Linked DNA regions of Homo sapiens: region 2 is linked to region 1. Evidence: read pairs that join two places in POLR2A ChIA-PET (ENCODE). Cell type or tissue: Panc1. All regions are shown on one strand.

Evidence for each region. ChIA-PET counts read pairs that join two places held together with the same protein. Peaks named below come from ENCODE experiments on the same cell type or tissue, not always from the same donor. Only the 100,000 strongest peaks of a DNase experiment are listed, where the experiment ranks them.
Region 2: POLR2A ChIA-PET joins it to region 1 with 7 read pairs; 4 of 35 experiments call an interaction of 5 or more read pairs at or near these places.

The regions. Positions count from the first base shown.
Region 1 is chr20:22,567,460-22,569,959 of GRCh38, reverse strand. It overlaps LINC00261 (long intergenic non-protein coding RNA 261), which reads left to right. Exons shown (of 4, transcript NR_001558.3): 2 at 2,075-2,166. Among named protein-coding and RNA genes, the nearest start is that of LINC00261, 9.9 kb to the left of the region's middle. RefSeq lists enhancers at 472-1,289, 1,290-2,108. In Panc1, no CTCF peak of the experiment used is centred here; no DNase peak of the experiment used is centred here; H3K4me3 peaks cover 1,763 bases; H3K27ac peaks cover 2,494 bases.
Region 2 is chr20:22,381,460-22,383,959 of GRCh38, reverse strand. No RefSeq gene overlaps it. Among named protein-coding and RNA genes, the nearest start is that of LINC01427, 100 kb to the right of the region's middle. In Panc1, no CTCF peak of the experiment used is centred here; no DNase peak of the experiment used is centred here; H3K27ac peaks cover 263 bases.

The DNA.
Region 1 (2,500 bases):
TATGTTTGATAAAATAGCTCAATAGTGGTAATTAAACCTCTCCTTATAAAGGTATAGCTATATATTTCTCAATGCTTGTCTTTCTAGCAATGAAATCCACATTAAAAACATTTCTGGGAGAAGATAATTTCTTTGTTATTTTTGGATTGTTTAAAACTATTAATACAATATAGAAAAATAATGCCGGGTAAAAATAGGATTGATTCTATATCAAATAGGAATTTGTTTCCTTTACTGCCTTCCTTTTTGCAATGTCTGTGCAGGTCTTCCCACACCTTGGCTAGTTCAGTAGATATATTCAGTTTAGATATATTTTAGTTCGTCACCTCTGAAGCTCAGACAAATTTCCAGGCCAAGTTTTGAAAAATAATTTAGGAGAAACTTGCAGATATTTTGAGGACGCGGCGTGTAACCTCCCATGGCACCGAGACAAGCGACATTCTGTTTGGTGCAAGTGGCGAAAAACACGACCTAACCGTGTTTACATGTGTATTCAGCCATGAAATTGAGTATTATCAACGTTGAAAAAATGCAAATCAAATTAAAACAAGAGAAAATTGTCTTTGGAATTACAGCGGCCTGGAGCCCCCAAGTGTTTGCTTAAATTGAATCATTTAGAAAAGAAAAAACATCTAAACTGCCCCTTCACTATTCTCTTCCGCCCCCACCCCAGGCACGAACCTTGTCCTTTAATTCTACCATGAAATGTATCAAAGTTGAGGCACAAATAACTCTACCTAGGACAAATCACGTTGCAATATATATATATGTGCATATAAAAATTAAATGCCTCCCTCTATCTAGGTGTTCACAGAGTCGGACCTGCTTCCGAAATAAAGCAGCACTCCCTTTCCTCATTCCTGGGTGAGGCCCTAGCCGCTGGCTGGCGGGCTGGCTCGGGCTCCCCGCGAGTGGCCCGGGGACCTGCAGAGCAGCCTTCCTTGGGCTCAGGCTGCGAGAGCCGGAGCGGGTGCTCGGGCTCCGGGAAGGCGGCGTGTGCCCGGGTACCCGGGGCCAGGCAGCCGGGGCCGATCGGGCGCGCCGAGGTCGTCAGAGCAGCCGGCCGAGCCCCCAGTCCCCGCGGGTCCGTGGGGCTGTCCCGGTTTGGCGAGCTCCGGCTGCCGAGATGCGCCAAACGCGGAACCCGGGTTGGCCCTCCGGGGGGTTCTTCTCGTCCCCTCCCAACGCTCACTTCGCTGACATAGGACTTCCAAGGGTCTTAGTGGAGAAGGCCACGAAAGGAAAATGCCTGCTAAATGTCACTGGGGGTCGGGGGAGAGATCGAAAAGAGCACGAGGCAGAGGGACGGTCATTCTTGCTTTTCCCCCACAAATTCTAGAAAGCGCAGGGAACCGACCCTAGGCAGCCAGTTCACACCGGACCCGACCTATCCCACCCCAGTCGCCATGGGCTCTGTCAGCTGTATTCCTCTCCCGCCCTCCCCATCGCTCTCCCGTCTCCGGTAACACTGGCGAGTCCAGGGTTTCTCCTGCAGGTGCCAAGGTCGGCCCCGTCCGGATGAGCCCGCTGGGCACCGCGCAGAGGAGGGCCGGGCGAACAGGCAGACGGCCTTGGGTCAAGACTGGGAGCGCGACCCCGCTGCGGTGGGAGCGGGACCCAGGCAGCCACGCCCACCAGTCTTAATGGGGGACAACAGAGGGGGCTAGAATGGGGGGCGGGATGCTGGTGACACCAGTGGTGGCTAGGATGTGCTGGCACGGCCCTGGAGACACTTTTATCTCATTTAGTGACCTCAGGATTTTCGTTTCGCTCCCCCAGCCTGCACTTTCTCCTCTTCGAACACTCGTCCACCCTGCTCCAGCCCGAGCTGCACCTTCTCCGACCCGGTATCTCAAAAGGAGCTCGAACTCCTTTTCCTCTGGGGAGGAGAAAGAATGGGTGGCCTCCGCGTCACTCTGTTTCCCTTCCTCCTCCTCAGTCCTGATAGAATCGAAGGGCTGCCCTTGTTCCAGAAACATAATAACTGCATTCCAGCTGACTCCGATGGGGGCGGGGGGCGGAGTAGTGGAAGCCCATTTTTATTTGAAACCTGTCCCTATATTTTCCTTCCCAGGAATCCCTGGATAAAGACCAGCTCAACCATCGCTGAGAAAACAGACCTAGGCTTCCCAGGGCGGTTAACCCGCCGGCCTCTGGGCAGAGACTGTAAGTTGGGGTCGTGTTTGGGAGACTCGGGACCCTATTTCCAAGGAGAACTGTGGGGGACATGTTTATGTTTGTTGTTTTCAAAATCAAGCAAAGGAAACAACAGCCAATTAAAATGAAATATTTTTATTCCCCTCGCACGTCGTCAGTGATTTGCCCCCAGGGATTCACAATTTTCCCAAGCCTGTTAACGGGTGACAATGAGTGAGTGCCTCCTGTAATTTAATTTTCCTGTCACACTAAATAGAGCTACATTGTAAACCTTAGATCTACTCTTACTGATAGGATCGCCTTGTTTTGCCATTTGCACCATAAAGACCCCCAAAAGGGACAC
Region 2 (2,500 bases), 190 kb after region 1:
CGTGTATACAGCACACACATGCTTTCTCAGATTTCTCTAGAAATATTAGTTTTGCCTATTAGTCCCAAGAAATGAAATGACAAGTTATATATATGTCAAAAAAGGGAAGCACATATTGCATTTATGTGAATATTACCATATATAAGTTCAGGCACCACTGGGAGACTTAACATTGAGTATTCCCATTAAACAGACTTGGAGAAACAAAACACACACATACACACACACACACACACTCCTTCACACTCACAGTTCTGGTGAAAATTGTTGCTTCACCCCACTTTCATGCCTTTAAAATGTGATTTTCTGATGCATCAAAAATTCATGGGAGGACAGGAGAATAAGAAAGCCCCTCTGGGATTTTAACTTTAACTTTGACAAACTATCTCAGTACGATGAGGTCCTTTTCATAAACCAGGGCAAACTTGGACCTTGCTGTTCTGTTTCATGGCAATATACGGGAAGCAAATGCCACTTGGTAACCAAAAGGTATTAATAGATCTCAAAATACATGGACTTGCACTGTCGCTACACCCTGGAGATCTGGTTAACAGCATTGAATGGGTGTGGGATTTGAGGCTAAATACAGCATTTCCAAAGTAGCTGACATTTCCAAATGTGGCAAACCACAAAAACATTCCTTGTGTGAAGAGCATTTTTCTACAACCGGAACAGGGGCAACTGAATAATTTTAGTCATTTTACCAACCCAATGCACCCGTCACAAAAGCTCAGGTGAAGGAATGCACAGCTATTTTGCAATGATGGTCTGCAATGCTGCCTTGTGTGTTCCCCAGCTGACTCAGTTGTACCATCTAGACACAGCCAGCCTATATGGAGCTGGGGTTTTCACCACAATTCACTAAAATAATGGGCGACAGGCATGAGTGACTGGGGCAGGACTCCTTGCCTTTCACATGGGTCAGCCTCTCTGACGAGTGAGCCCAGGTGCACTGTCTCCTACTCGTTTATTAAAAGAAAGAAAGAGGATATAGTATTTCAGCTTCTTACAGATTTAAAACGGAAGTGATTCAAGTCACAAGAAAAGTACAAACACGTTGCTTAACCGAGTGAGTATATTCTGAGAAATGCATTGTTAGGCTATTTTGCTGTTGTGTGAACATCATGGAGTGTACTTGCACAAATCTAGATGGTAGAACCTGCTACACCCCCAGGCTATGTGGCATTAGCCTATTGCTCCTGGACTACACACTGGGGCAGCACGTTGCTGTACCAAATACTGTAGGCAGTTGTAACACAACGGTAAGTATTTGTGTATCTAAACATAGCTAATATAGGAAAGCTACCCTAAAAATACAATATTATAATCTTATGGGACCACTATTTGATATGCAGTCTATCTTGACTAAACTGTTGTCATGTGGCACATGACCTGTCATCTCTTTTAACAGTGTATATTGACATATTATAGACTCTTAACAAGGCTTGAACATTTCTTCCAGGGGAAACACCTGTTTGGAGCCTTTCACTTTAAATTACAGGCAACTACAGTGAGAGTTCTAGCTTTACCACTTTTTTTTGAGAGGAGGTTCTGGCATTAAAAGTTTATTTCTATCCATGTTATTCAAATATAGCGCACTAACTTTATATTATACAAATAAGTCAGAGAGGAAGAAGGGAAGAGAGCAATTAAAGAGTTATGAATACATTTTTTATTGCAGAAAAGGCCTGAGCCTCCTGGGATTTGAAGGCACACAGAGGATAAATAGGCCCCACCCTGTGTTCTTTGAGAGGTTAACAATATTTAATCCAGAACTTTTTGGAATACATACAGGTGTTCTTTGAAAAAGAGTTTAGCAGTCAAGTGAATTTGAGAGAGGGTGGTTTAATTGAAGTTAAACATTACTTTACTGCAGGGCTTTTCAGAGCCTTTAATCTGCTAAATGCTTGTGACATTCCAAGTGGGGCTGTGAGTGAGGACTGCCTTCGAAAATTTCACACAAGGCACTGCAAGGTATGGGCCCTAGGAAGGGGTGAGGAGGCAAAAGGACGAGGAGGCTGGATAGGGGCCTGAATAGGGGCCTGCTTATGGGACTGTATTTCCCCCAAACATTGAACTATAAAATGCTTTTTGATGGAAATAGTAATAACGTAACAGAGAACACACAGGCACAAGTGAAAAATGAAAAGCAACTTTTCTCCCAAAGAGAAAGGGAAACTTCCCAGGCCCTGAGGGGTGGGGGCGGGGGAACCAATGTTTTGAGCCCTTTTTAAGCATCACATTAGCTCCTTTACAACTACTATGAGCTTCTAACATCGGGCATTTTAAGATAGAAAGGGAGGGGTCCAACACATGGCTTTCTGGGAGAGTGATCCAAGAATGTCAGGTCACCTGCAACACATGCACAGGTACCCAGAGAGAGAGAGAGAGAGAGAAAGAGAGAGAGAGAGACCTCTTTGCAGAAGGCCATGATGTCCCTGGGAAGTGGCATGAGAAGGAGTCACTACAGGGTCCACAAATCATACATGCTCTAAGCATC